2 separate regions of the Homo sapiens genome follow, and region 2 is linked to region 1. Evidence: chromatin contacts called from ENCODE Hi-C or POLR2A ChIA-PET data. All regions are on one chromosome and are shown on one strand. The core of a region is the stretch at or near the end of the contact, and the rest is flanking DNA. Distances in the headings are between cores, read along the strand shown. Region 1 has its middle 120 kb from the start of LINC01204. Region 2 has its middle 78 kb from the start of MIR221.

Evidence for each region. Hi-C counts contacts between places; a loop is a spot of excess contacts on that map. ChIA-PET counts read pairs that join two places held with the same protein, here RNA polymerase II (POLR2A). Pooled maps may share reads with other maps.
Region 2: a map of mammary epithelial cell shows a loop between it and region 1 (2.9-fold over the local background). The contact joins two enhancer-like sites. A Hi-C loop is called at or near these places in 3 of 168 maps with a recorded cell type or tissue (endothelial cell of hepatic sinusoid, mammary epithelial cell and sciatic nerve) and 2 of 50 pooled maps. POLR2A ChIA-PET finds 5 or more read pairs at or near these places in 3 of 52 experiments (AG04449, AG04450 and activated naive CD8-positive, alpha-beta T cell).

The regions. Positions count from the first base shown.
Region 1 is chrX:45,618,663-45,626,029 of GRCh38, reverse strand. No RefSeq gene overlaps it. Among named protein-coding and RNA genes, the nearest start is that of LINC01204, 120 kb to the right of the region's middle. Within about 2 kb of position 4,234, at least 4 of the 41 ENCODE cell types and tissues checked have a DNase peak (open chromatin) inside an H3K27ac peak, as active enhancers do; they include mammary epithelial cell, where a contact is called at or near this core.
Region 2 is chrX:45,664,984-45,672,350 of GRCh38, reverse strand. No RefSeq gene overlaps it. Among named protein-coding and RNA genes, the nearest start is that of MIR221, 78 kb to the left of the region's middle. Within about 2 kb of position 3,155, at least 3 of the 41 ENCODE cell types and tissues checked have a DNase peak (open chromatin) inside an H3K27ac peak, as active enhancers do; they include mammary epithelial cell, where a contact is called at or near this core.

The DNA.
Region 1 (7,367 bases), core at 2,985-5,484:
TGGATTAAGAAAATGTGGCACATATATGCCATGGAATACTATGCAGCCATAAAAAAGGATGAGTTCATGTCCTTTGCAGGGACATGGATGAAGCTGGAAACCATCATTCTCAGTAAACTATCACAAAGACAGAAAATCAAACACTGCATGTTCTCACTCATAGGTGGGAACTGAACAATGAGAACACTTGGACACAGGGCGGGGAACATCATATATCGGGGCCTGTTGTGGGGAGGGGGGCTGGGGGAGGGATAGCATTAGGAGAAATACCTAATGTAAGTGATGAGTTGATGGGTGCAGCAAACCAACATGGCACATGTATACCTATGTATCAAACCTGCACGTTGTGCACTTGTAGCCTATAACTTAAAGTATAATTAAAAAAAACCCAACATCACTGATCATCAGAGAAATGCAAATCAAAACCACAATGAGATACCATCTCACACCAGTCAGAAAGGCTATTTTTAAAGTCAAAAAATAACGGATGCTGGTGAGGTTGTGGAGAAAAAGGAACACTTATAGGCTGTTGGTGGAAGTGTAAATTAGTTCAGCCATTGTGGAAGATGGTGGCGATTCCTCTAAGACCTAAAGACAGAAATACCATTCCAGCCAGCAATCCCATTACTGGATATATATCCAAAAGAATATAAATCGTTCTATTATAAAGACACACGCATGTGTACGTTCATTGCAGCACTATTCACAATAGCAAAGACACGGGATCAATCTAAATGCCCGTTAATGATAGACTGGATAAAGAAAATGTGGTAGATATACACCATGGAATACTACATAGCCATAAAAGAGAATGAGATCATGTTCTTTGCAGGCACTTGGATGGAGCTGGAGGCCATTATCCTTAGCAAACTAATGCAGGACAGAAAACCAAATACTGCATGTTCTCACTTATAAGTGAGAGCTAAATGATGAGAACACATGGACACAAAGAAGGGAACAACGCACACTGGGGCTTTTCAGAGGGTGGAGAGTGGGAGGAGGGAGAGGATCAGGAAAAACAACTAATGGGTACTAGACTTAATACCTGGGTGATGAAATAATCAGTACAACAAACCCCCATGACACAAGTTTACCTATGTAACAAACCTGCAGTTGTAGCTCTGAAATTAAAAAGAAAAATAAAAAGAAAAAAAGAAAGGTCTCCTTGAATCTAGTCTCTCCACCTTTAATTTATTCACCACAATTCATAAAGACCAATCACTAAATGAGAATCTGGGCATGTAGTTTCTCCCCAGATAACCTTCACTGGCTACTCATTGTTCTGCATATAAGGCTATACAAATGAAAGTGACATGGTTTTCAAGGCCTTGATGATCTGACACTTTAGTTACCCTTCCAGCCACTTTCCCCTCACTTCTTGTAGTCTAGCCACACTAACCTTATTTCTGTGCCTTGAATGTGCCATAATATCTCTGCCACAGAGCCTTTGCACAGCCTGTTTGCTTTGTCTGATAGGTTGTTTCTTTCTTCCACATACTTCAGAGCTCAGGCCAAATTTTACTTCCTAAGGGAAACCAGGTAGAAATGCTTTTCACATCAGAATACAAGCCAGAAGAGGGCTACAGAGCAGGGAAGGGGGCATTTGTAGGCTCTTTGTTGTCTTCTTCTCTACGTATCTTTTATAAGTTGGCAGTGCCATAGCTCTACTTTCCAAAACCCTCTGTGTCTCCTCATATCCATATCTGAGAAACATAAGTCTGCAGTTCTGCATCATTGCCAAGCTCTGGTTGACAACCGACTTGAGTTTGAGATATAAAGAAAAACAATGAATTCCTTCATTGTTCCTATTGATCCTGAGATCAAGGAGTTTTTATTCTTTTTTTTTTTTTTTTTTGAGACGGAGTCTTGCTGTGTCACCCAGGCTGGAGTGCAGTGGGGCCATCTCGGCTCACTGCAAGCTCCGCCTCCCAGGTTCACACCATTCTTCTGCCTCAGCCTCCCGAGTAGCTGGGACTATAGGCGCCCGCCACCATGCCTGGCTAAGTTTTTTTGTATTTTTTTTAGTACAAACGGGGTTTCACCGTGTTAGCCAGGATGGTCTCGATCTCCTGACCTCATGATCCGCCCGCCTCGGCCTCCCAAAGTGCTGGGATTACAGGCGTGAGCCACCGCTCCCGGCCGAGTTTTTATTCTTACAGGCTCTGGGAGTGAAAACCAAGAAGTTTCCTTTTTCAGCCCTTGTGGACACAGAACTCCAATAGTTCAAAGTTTTATGGACACAGAACTCCAACAGTTCAACATTGGTTCTAAATTTAGAATGCTGAAGTTAGAGTGCTTTGTTAGTCTGACAAATACAATATTCTCCTGAGTCTAACATTTAGAGCTTACATATTTTTTCCCATTCACAAAGTGCTATAGGCAATGACTGCTATTTGGCTTGGGAATTTTAGTAGTGACTTTTTAAAAACTCTCAAGTCATTCTGACTTTGACCCTCTCCAGCCAAAGGCATGACCAATGCATTTTAGTTCACCAGAACTTACCATTTTCCCCATGCTGTTCTGTGTTAGATTTCATCTGGATTCTCTCCAGAGTTTAGTGTTTAAACTGCCATTTATGGGAACACATTTTGCTAATTGTGCTCTTATTTGGATAAGTCACATGAGCCACATTGCTAAGTTGTGACTACAACCTCAGCTGCTGCTGAACTGCCCAAGGCAGGAAAATAAATTGCACCAATCTGCTCCAGAAATGAGAGAATGGGGGAAAATCCTTAGATTTGATTAGATGTTAGCTTTCAACCATTTATGTGGGGTTTTTTCCTTCTTAATGAAAACATCCTGTTAGTAAAAATTTAACCATCTCAAGAGCTTTGACAGGGGATGAAAAAAGTGAAAGTTTTAGTGTCCTCCTAATGTAGGCTCCTAGAATATCCATCCATCATTCTACGCATGCCAGTAACACCCACATTTGTTGCTTGATTTACTGATTCAGTGGTTCCTTAAGCATTCTATCTATATCTATCTATCTATCTATCTATCTATCTATCTATCTCTATTATATCTCTTTGCTATATCCCTCTCCATTCTTTTTCTTTTGAAGTAATTGGTAGGTCAATATATACATCTGTGAGTACCTATAATATGAATTCATTGTGAGAAAGATGAAATGCAGTGGTTGCAAGAAATAAAACTTTTGGGGGGACAATTGATGAATGAGACTCATTCACAACACATGGACTTTATTAAAATAATGGTGCATGTGTCATCCTCTGATGGAAGAGCTGGACTGGGATGAACTGTGAGCTTGCTTGTTTGCAGATGCTGAAGCACATAGGCCAGATTCCTCATTTCTCACAAGCCCACATAGGTATGCCTGCAGCATGGCATCTACAAAACATGCTGCCCTAAGCACAAAAGTGGATTATCTGCTTCTTTTGGTTGATGGCAGTTATTTCAGGGAGGGACTATCAACAAGTTTCTACTTGCTACAATCTAGGGCTTGAATCCATAGGCCATACTCACTTGGCCTGAAAAGACATAACCAGACTGGAAGAAAGAACCTTGCCTTAATTCAAATGTTAAAATCTCAAGAGTCTGGCATAAGGGAGGAGGAAATAATGGACAGAGTATTCTCAAAACTGGCTTTCTGCTTGCTAAGTAAGCATACACACGTAAAGGTAATGTAAATATATTTTCTCTAAAGGTGAACTACTGTTACCGATGCCAGGGTGGAAAACAAGACTGAAGTTGTTGAAGAAAATAAAGAACTATAGGTAATAATAGTACCACTAAAACTAGAGATGATGCCAAGCTGCAGGTTATAAGTATGACTTCACATGAAGCTGGAAAGCATGTATCATTACTTCGCATTCAAGTTCTGAGCAGTTTTTAGAAAATGGAAATGACATCCTTTACAGATTTAAATTTCAACATTGCTTTTGTTTTTCATGCTGATTCACCCAGAACTTGCCAAAGAAAGTCCCAGTAAAAATGTTCATGAAGGTTTTAGTAAAGTAAAAGACAAAAAAGATTTGTTTCTGAGGCTTTCCTGAGTGATTTCTCTAAATTCTTCTTGAATCATCATTCTTCGGAAAATGAGTTTGTACTCCTGCAGGCTCTGAAGGTCAGGATAGACCAGCTATGACTTTTCTAGGAAGTGAGTAATAGTAAGACCACGGGACTAATTTCTGGAGGCCTGGAGGTACTTTTCATTTCAGAAGCTGTAGGTGTGGTTTTCCCCTCCAAATGGCTTTAGGGAGTTCCAGAGGCGTGTGTACACTTGAAATGGGAATAGCCAACCTAAAGTAAACTTGCCCTGGAGGTTCTGCCAACCTCTGTCAGCTCTTACCCTGGGTTTCCCCACCCATAGTGACTGGTCCTTTATATTCCTTCTCACTCCTTTCTTCTCTATCACCCATTCCTCCAACCATTCCTCCCCACCAACTCCAAATCTTCATACCCATGCAAAAACCTGAGAATTCTTTGAATATGTATCACTTAGAATTCCTTCTTCCCGGAAAATATGGAAGGACACTGCTGCCAAATGCTGTTTGTAAGACTCACACGCAAGCTATAGCCATGGAAAATTCGTAAGAATCATTGTTGGGAGGGGAACACGTTCATAATTCTTTAAAAATTCATATTCTTTTTGGAGAAAAATTTAGGGTTTTAGTGTTAAAATGCAGCTAAGTGGCTTCATTTTCTTCATTCATTCACTCAATAAAAATTTACTGTGCACCTACTATATGCCAGATGTGGTGTTAGAAGATACTGTGATAGAAGACACAGTCACTGCCCACAAAGATTTTAAGAGTTGGTGAAGAAGAGAAGAAAAATAATAATTACAATATAGTGCTATAAAGACTATGAGAGATGTTGTAGTCAGTATGCCATGGGCAGTTAAGAATTGTTAAAGTCCTCAATGATGAGTAGGACTTAATGAGGAAACTGTGTGTGTGTGTGTGTGTGTGTGTGTGTGTGTGTGTGTACTGGACTTGGGGAAATTGCTGGTGTTGTCCAGCTTCAGACGGGCTAAAGTTACCACCAAAACCCACTTTCTAAAGCTTATTACACACTAATAAGGCAGAAGAGAAAGTGGACCAAGCTTTCTTCAGTATTCTCTTTCCTCTCCATGGTGTTCCCAATTTCTCCTCCCCTTTTCCCCATATTTTTGCTTCCAACTTTCAGGAAATAATTAATAGACTTAATTCTTCATGGTTAAGTTTCATTGCTTGTTTCCCACAAGAGCTTATGCATTTCAGTAAATGTCAGTGCCTTCATTCAAAAATCTGAATCTGTAATGGAATGTGTTTGGAACTTACGGAGGAGATGGAAGACTCACGGCAAACACCTATTCTACTCATCCTACCCATTTCTGTAAGAAATGATCCTGGCATTTATGACACTAAGGAATAAAGCAGAAATCTACACCATCAACTATAGCTCAAATTCCATTAAGGTGAATTTCAAGAGCTGCCCATATTCTTTAGCTCTACTGGAATGTGGTTTTACTTACTGGCAGGTGAACTGAGCAAACTCAACACCAGTTTGGAAATAGTTAATGTAATACAACAGATGATCTTTAAAGTCCCCAATTCTAAACTGCTGTGAATTCTATGCATTAGATTCCTATCAAGTTCTGCCTGTGGCCAGGGGAAATGGTTAACAAAGTGGCAGAAGCTTAGCTTTACTTGCTGGCTTTCAACTATTCTTTTTTGTTAAAGTAATGCATTACATGTTATAAAATCCATTATATAATGAATATATAAAATATGAAGTAAGTCTCCCTGCCAACCCTGGATTCTCTTTCCAGAGTCAACACTGTTACTATTTTCTTATAGATCTTCCCAGATATTTTCTCTTCACATATAAAATCTTTGTCTTTTTAAGATAATACATTTTTCATAATGTTACTGCTAGAAACAGACACAATAAGCACTATATTTTATATTTTGATGTATTTAACTTATCTCTAGTATCTCTTGTTAAAAATTTGTTTTAAAAATGTTTTTCTCAAAATATACATATAAGCAACACAATATTATTGGGTTATTTAAATAAATGAGAATTTTTGAAATATTTGATTTTTATTGGTACTTAAGCTCTTTTTAAAACAGTTACATTAGTCAAAGATACATTTACACTAAATTAAAAGTGAACAAATTAATGACAAGAATGTATTTGTAACCTGTCCTCAGACGGGCACACATATCAGGTGGTTTGTATTTCATGCTGTTTCATTCATGGAGTTCATATTATTTTATACAATACATAGTTTCAAAAAATCCTTCAGTATGGTTGATGTACCTCCTTGAAGCTGTGACTATTTGAGATACTAGTAAGTTCCTGACACAATGCTTTCTGGAAGAACCACCTCCAGCTCTATTCTGTGTCTTGCAAATGACAAATTGGATAATAGTGGGAAGACATTACAGCATAGTTAATAGCAATGGTCAAATAAGAAGATATGTGAGATTTTAGCTTTGTTGATTTTTGAAGAGAAGAATCCCGGGGAAGTGACTATTTAACTTCCTGAAATGTCTCTTAACAAACTATTTTTAGCCTTGCAGAAAACCTAGACTCCAAGCTCTTCATTGTTGCTAAATGCTAAGCTCTGTAAGTCAGCCAGACCTCCTGCTGTCTAAATTGATCATGTTAACCAGATAGTTGCTAGGTTTCCACTTCAACCTGAAATAATTCTTCCAGAGACCAGATGGAACATGTTGAGACGAAAAATCCAACTCTTCCATAAAGTTATTATATCAGTAGTGGATTATGTCCCTGAAAACTGTGTAAAACAGCTTGTTCTGATGAATAGTGCTTCACCTTTGTTGCACATGGAACATTCTCCAGCACAGATCCATATGCTAGGCTGTAAAACAAGCCTTCATAAATTTAAAAGTATTAAAGTCATACAAAGTATGTTATCTGACCAAAATGGAGTGAAATTAGAATAGCAGAAAATGTGGAGATACTCACAAATGAAATTAGAAAATACTTTGAGATGAAGAAAAGTGAATACATAATATACAAAATTTTGTAGGATGCAGTTAAAGCAGTAATTAGAGATAAATTTGTAGCTTTAAACACCTATATTGAAAAGAAGATCTCAAATCAATAACCTAATTTTCTACCTCTAGAAACTAGAAAAAGAGAAATTAAATCCAAAGAAAGCAGATGAAAGAATAAAGATTACAGTAGAAACTAACAAAATAGAGAATAAAAAACCAATGGAGGAAATCAACAAAAGCAAAAGTTGGGTCTTAGAAAAGATTAACAAAATGGACAGACCTTTAGCTAGACTGACCAAGACAAAAAGAGAGAAGACTCAAATTACTAAACAGGATGAAAGAGGTGATATTACTGTCAACTTTATAGAAATAAAAAGGATTATAAGGAAATACTAT
Region 2 (7,367 bases), core at 1,906-4,405, 47 kb before region 1:
ACCAAATTCATATGCTATAGTCCTAATCCCCAGTAGACATTGGACTTTCATCTGACCAGAGGTATCAGGAGCGACCAGTGCTTCAGGATTCTCAAACATGAGCTTGAATTAATGCAAGAAAACTCTGAGCCTACACATTCTTATTTTATTTTACTTTATTTTATTTTAATATTCTGTATGGCAAAGTGGAAAGTATGCATAAGGCACTTCTACTATGTACTCAAGCTCAATTGTTGTCTCAAGGAAAAGTACATGTGCAATTGAGTTTTTTCATGGACAACCATTTTCACTTGAATGAATGACTGATAGATAAATCATGGTTGTTCAGACTTGGGTATTTGGCAGATATTTTCTTGAAAATGAACAAAGTGAGCTTGTTATTTCAAGGAAAACAACTGGCAATATGCGTTGCCAAAGATAAAATTCCAGCTTTCAAGAAAAAAATTGGAATTTTGGAAAGCTTATATCTGCCCCCATGAGCTTGTCAGCTTCCCAATATGTAAAGACATTTTCTGATGAGATTGTTGTTTATATTAACAAATATGATTCAAAAATGTATATAATAAAATGTCAACATTTGAGATATCTGCATAACTTGGTGAACCAATATTTTCCACATGACCAATTCATAGTTTTATAAAATCATTCGTGAGTAAAAAAATACATATTTCAAGTACAAAATAGAACAATGAATTTTAATGTAACAGATGATGAAATGCTCATTGATATGGTCTCAGATCTATGTTGCAAGTAACCTTTATGCAGCTACCACTCGCATTTTGGTATAGTTTCAAAGAATATTCACAATTATCTAAAAAGGCTACTAAAATACCCCCTCCTTTATCCAACTACACGTTTGTGTAAGCTGGATATTTTTTACATATATACTTTGATCAAGACAACATATTGCAACAGCTAGAATTTAGAGGCAGATATGAGAATCCAGGTGTCTTCTATTTTTATTTATTTATTTTTTGAGATGGAGTCTCACTCTGTTGCCCAGGCTGGAGTGCAGTGGCGCGCTCTCGGCTCATCACAACCTCTGACTCCCAAGTTCATGCGATTCTCCTGCTTCAGCCTCCTGAGTAGCTGGGACTACAGGCACGCACCACCATGCCCAGCTAATTTTTGTATTTTTAGTAGAGACGTGGTTTCACTATGTTGGCCAGGCTAGTTTCAAACTCCTGACCTTGTGATCTGCCCACCTCGGCCTCCCAAAGTGCTGAGATTACAGGCATGAGTCACTGCACCTGGCCCCAGCTGTCTTTTATTAATCCAGACAGTAAAGATATTTGAAAATGTAAAATAATGTTATTCTTCTCACTAATTCTTTTGCTTCAGAAAAAAATAGCAATTTTTCATAAAATATTTAACTTATAATAAGTTTATTATTATTTCAAAATTAATTTATAGATTAATATTTTTCAAATTTAATTTTAATATGGCAAGTATCAATAAATATAACCTACATTAACCAAAGCTTGTTAGGATCCTCAATAATTTTTGAATGTGCAAAAAAATTCTGGGCTCCAAATATTTGAGAACTGCTGATATAAAGGAACAGAGCTGTGTTTCCCAAAGTAAGCTCAGGGAACTCTTTGCGTCAGAAACACCCAATTCGCTTGTTATAAAATACAGATTTCTGGGCTTTGTGACAGATTGAATCAGGTTTCTTAAAGGGTCAGCCTGTATTTGTTTTCAATTTTGAAATTTCCAAACAAAGCATTACTTGAATTTAATAAAATTAAGGTAGACCCTTAATAGTGTGGCCAGTTTTATCATCTGAGATTGTAGACAATCAAACTGAATACAACACCTGTTGTATCAGAGATCCAAACCTCAGGAATTATGGCCATGTTTGCACAAATGCAGTGATGAGAGTTCTTTAGACAATATTTTCTGCAAAAATAACTTACATATGGAGAGAAATTGACATATAGATGTGGATTGCATTTGACATGTCTTCTCCAGTTACCTGTGGAGCAGAGTACATATTCTCAAGGCTTTCATTTTTTCTGCTCCAGCATAAAAGCCAGCCACTGTGGTGGCCATTTGAGATGAGGCAGGGGAGGGGTTGGTGCAGTGAGGCTGGGTTGAACACAGAAGAGTGGATCTTGGCAACTAAGACATACAGAAGCCAAGCTAAGGAATGTGTTTTTCTGAAAAGCCACATCTGGACCCCTGGTTAACATCCTGCCTGATCTTTTGCCTCAGACAAGAGACCAACCACATAAAACACACAGAGTGTGGAGATTTGGCCCATCTTTGATTTGTCAGCTATAGTAATACAAATTCAAAGCACTTTGGCTCTACGCATAAATATGTATACACATGCACAGTCACATTTGTGTGTGTTTTTATGGGGGCGCGGGTGGGAATTTCAGTACTCAACTGGGAACCATGTCTCCCTGTGGTCTGCCTCCTGGATAACATCCAGTCTCCTTCTTTGTGAACTATTAAAACAGACAAGTCTGCAGGCTCCTGTTGCTGGAATAAGCTAAACAATGGCACGGGATAGAAACTAAGATCTGGAAATGTGTTTTTGGTACATGGCCCATGATTTCTTGTGCCTTTTTGTGATATCTTCGTTATAGGCATGAGGGCATTTTTACAAAGTCAACCTGCAGTTGTGTGATTTTATAACACGCAGTTCACTTGTCATTTTCCTTTGTCTTATTGATGGAGCTTTGTGTCCATCTCCCATCCCTTCCCCAACTCTACAATCCTGTCCTGGCCATATACATCCCAACATGGTTTCATTCTGATCAAAATTTCTTCTCTTTGATGTCTCCTGAGTTATGTGCAGCATAAAACATTAAGAGGTTTTGTTGTTTTTATTTTTTTCCATAAAGCAAAGGATTTGGCTTACAATTCACTTATGTGTTACACAAGTAAGAAATATAGGTATGGAATATTGATTTGAGTAAAGAAGTCAAAGAAACAGTATCGAGAGTCTATAGTGGCCAAAAATGTTGGAAGGATGAGTTAGACTTGTGTAAGCTTCGAATGCAGGTCAGTATAACAGGCTGCATTCGTGGCTTATTATTGTAGTGACTGTTTCTCCCTTAGTACATTATCTCCTTGTACTAGCTGGGCTGCTAGCCAGAGAATGATACACTGACTGCTCACAGCTCCCTCCTGCCTTCCCACCCTTTTCACCCCTCTTCTAAGAGGTCCTCTGTGACCACACCCCAACTTTACAACTTCCCTGGAGCACCAGAACATCATTCCTTCTTCTTGCCCAGATTAAACTTATATTAAGGGCAGTCTACATGATGCTGGGCATTCATTATATGTTATTCCACTAGATTATTGCCACAATTCCATGAAGTAGTAATTATATAGCCCCTTTTCACAATTAAAGTGAATGCCAAATAAGTGATTTCCTTGTGGTTACAATAGCTAGTGAGTATCAGAGGAAAGAATTCTGGGTGTTCATACCACTGGACTCCCAACTCCCACCCACCTCTACAACTTCGCCTTTCCTGCATTCCCCAAGTGGATGTGGTGAACTAACATAGTCTAAGCAGCGAATGAGTGATGAGTGCTCAATATGCTCCCCACAAGGGGGATTTTGTGTCTTGAAGGAGAGGCCTTAGACATCGGAAAGATTGCTAAACTTCTAGAGGAGTAGCAGAAGGTAGGGGACATGTTTGGGGTCAGAAGGAACCTCCCCAGGAACCTGAAATTGTACCACGTAGAGAAGTGTCACGATTTGGCAATCCTTGGTCCATGTCTGACAAATAGAAATATTTGTTCCTTGGGCTCATGTGGTGTTTTTAAAAACTTGAATATTTGCCAGCAGTTAGAAATTAGGAGATTCAATCTAAAAATCTAGATTTGTAGGTTTTCTCCGCAAATTGGATTATATAACACCACAGGATCTATATTTTTCAATGAAAGCGACTGGCCAGAGCTTCCCTCTAAAGAGGGTCAAGCTCTTACATCATCGCGAGGCTTACCAATCTCCTGGCTTATTTCACTTATTCCTGTGCCACTATAGTCATTTGAGTTTGAGACTCCTGAAGTAGATGAAGGTCTCTTCTGCTCATGAGAGGGGCATCATCCCTAGAGGTGGAGGCTGTGAAGAGGCATGGAGGCTGAATTTCCATTTTCCTATTTTCCTTCAAGAAAGGAGTCAACAAATACATCAGCCTCCATATCTCAAGGCTGGAAAACATTTGACAAAAATAAGGCCTCTGTAAAATAAAATGTGCCTTAGCTTTGTGAGCAGGACTCCGTAAAATAAAATGTGCCTTAGCTTTGTGGGCAGGACTCTGCAGTCTGATAAAGCAATGTTCCTATCAAGATTCAGACCTTTGCCTTGATCATGATTTTTTTTTTTTTTTTTTTTATGAAACAAGGTCTCTACCCAGACCAGAGTGCAGTGGCACAATTACAGTTCACTGCAGCCTCCAACTCCCAGGCTCAAGTGATCTTCCTGCCTCAGCCTCCAAAGTAGCTAGGACTACAGGCATGAGTCACCATGCCTGGCTAATTTTCAAATGTTTTGTAGAGACAGGATCTTGCTTTGTTCCCCATGCAGAGCTCAAACTCCTGGCTTCAAGTGATCCTGCCTTGGCCTCCCAAAGCACTGGGATTACAAGCGTGACCCACCACACCTGGCCTGCTTCAATCATAATAAAGGTGGTGAGGGCCAGAGGGAGTTGGCAGCTAGCTACTTTTACCACCACAATTTGCAAAAGGGATTGAAAACTGTCCAGGCCCACAGAAAAGGCAATAAGCCCATAAAATTCACAGGACTTCACCCACTTTTATAAATATCATCCCCTCATCTAACCTGGTCCTCCCAATGCCCACTCACGGGGAAACTGACTCCCTCTGCTGATCCTAACTGTTCGTGATGATTCTCTGGCCAAGGCCACATTTGAAAAGCCATCAAAACTAACATTTGCATTGTAAAAATCATACTCGTAATCATAATCATAGCAGTCATTGAACTTTATAATGGGCACTATGCTAAGCTCTTCCAATACGATATCTCATTTAATCCCTACAACAATGTTAAAATTGGTTATCATTATTATTCCCTTTCTACAAATGAAGAAACAGAGACCAAAGAGATTAAGTAATTTGCCAAAGATAACACAGATAAAACATCTTGGAGTCAGATTTCAGGCCCAGATATCAGGGATAGTACCCCTGATACAATGGGCAAAGAAGGCTTTCATCTATATTAATTTTTGAAAGCTTTAACTGAAAATTCACAGTAACTAGATAAGATGTTAAGCCTTGCTAATTCTGCCTGCTTTCTTTTCACAGTAAGTGCATAATATATCTACCCTGCTCTCTATTTTCCCTTGCACTTGGTTGATAATAGAGCAGCTAGAACCCTAGTTATATTTTGGATAGTTCTTTTTGTACTTTTTGACATAAGATTTCAAATACTGCTCCCATTCTTTTGCTTATTACCACGTGTGCTTGGTAATAAGCACTTTGGCTCAGTGCTTGATCTCAGTGATCCAGCAATTTGTCCCACTGCAAATACCCTTCATTTCACATGTGCCGTATTGGGAACTCTGTTTAATCAGAGTTTGTTTGACATGTGCTGGGAATTTAGCAGTGAGTAGGAAAAGTTGAGCAGATCTTCAGCCTCTGTTCAAGTCCAGGTAGAACTTTCACCTTAACTGGAAATGACTTAAATCTTATATATAGAGAAGTATGGTGCTTGCATGTCTCAATGATTTTATATATTATATTCTAACAGCCATAATTCTTCTGTTTTACTTGGGTCTTCATGGGAGGGAGAAGCTTCATTTCCTTATTCTCAGAGGGTTATTGTTTTCTCCAAAGAAAAATGTGGTGTGTGCTGAGTTTTGTTTAGGTGGCAACAGAAAAGAGACGTGCAATTCCAAGTTTTTAAAAATTTGAAGTTGAGTGGGTGGCTTTGAAATGTCATAGAAATCAACTCAATTAGATGTTTGGCTGGAAAACATCAGGATGCATTAACACTGCTTAGGCTGGCTTCCTATAGTCTGAAACAATGTTGCACAAAAAGCATATTCAGAAGCATTGCTTGTAGGAAAATTGCTACATAAAGCAGGACTGGGCAGGATGGATTTGGGGGATGGAGAGAAAGAACCTTTTTGGATATGGGCCAGAAGTTAAAGGGGAGTTAGTGATAAAACCAAGGCAGCACTTTTGTGTATCAAAGCACAGACTTCACCTTTGAATTACAAAGCAGGTGCCATGAGCAGGTGGCCTGTAGGTTCACCGTCAGTCACTATCCACACTTCCAAAACATGAGGGTACTCTGTTGGGCCCTCTAGTTGCTCTGCTTACTGGGACTAGGAAGATCAAATAAGGTAGGAGAATAATGAAGAGGAGAAATAATAGTAAACTAAAGAAAATGAGGGGCCAAACAGGGGTGGGATGTGTCAGGAAAAGTACTGACAACCAGGGAACAAGTCTAGTTAGGGCATGAGAAATACAGTCTAACTCCAGGCAAGAATAGAAAATGAAGAGGAGTCTTATCTGGAAAGAGTATGGAAATATGGGTGAGGCTTTGTAAGTTCAAGGCAAGAAGTATGACTGCACCTAGCTGGATAGGTTCATTTTATTATCAATATTACCATATTATGAAAAGTGAGGGGCTAAAGCAATTGAACACCACTCAACCTCTAAAATGAGACCACCAGAGATGAGTTAGACTAACAGACAGCCAGACAGTATAGGCAGACCACTTCTTCCACCTTCTCATAGGCCCAGGCACCCAAGCCATCAGGTAAAAGAGGATTCAGTGGGTAGCCTGTCCTTTCTTTGGAGGTATTTCAGAGGGCTTTCCTGGGATTTTGTTGAAGCACGGAAATTGTGGTCTTCCATAAAGGCCAAGTACTAAACTATTTTTGGGCAAAGAGCAAGGTGGGCTCAAGATTATTTGGTACTCAGAGTTGATCACCAGAAGGGGGCTAAATCTGGGGCAATAACAGCTCCTTTCCCTAAAGTAGAAGTCCCCTGATGGTGACAGATGATGCTGAGCCCCTTTCCTTGACAGTATTGAGAGGTGACAGCGTGCTGGCAGCCCTCGCAGCCCTCGCTTGCTCTCTGCGCCTCCTCTGCCTGGGCTCCCACTTTGGTGGCACTTGGAGAGCCCTTCAGCCCACCGCTGCACCGTGGGAGCCCCTTCCTGGGCTGGCCAAGGCCGGAGCTGGCTCCCTCAGCCTGTGGGGAGGTGTGGAGGGAGATGCCCATGCGGGAACCGGGGCTGCCTGCAGCACTTGCAGGCCAGCGCCAGTTCCAGGTGGGTGTGGGCTCAGCGGGCCTGCACTCAGCTGGCCCTGCCTGCCCCAGGCAGTGAGGGGCTTAGCACCTGGGCCAGCAGCTGCTGTGCTTGATTTCTCGCCGGG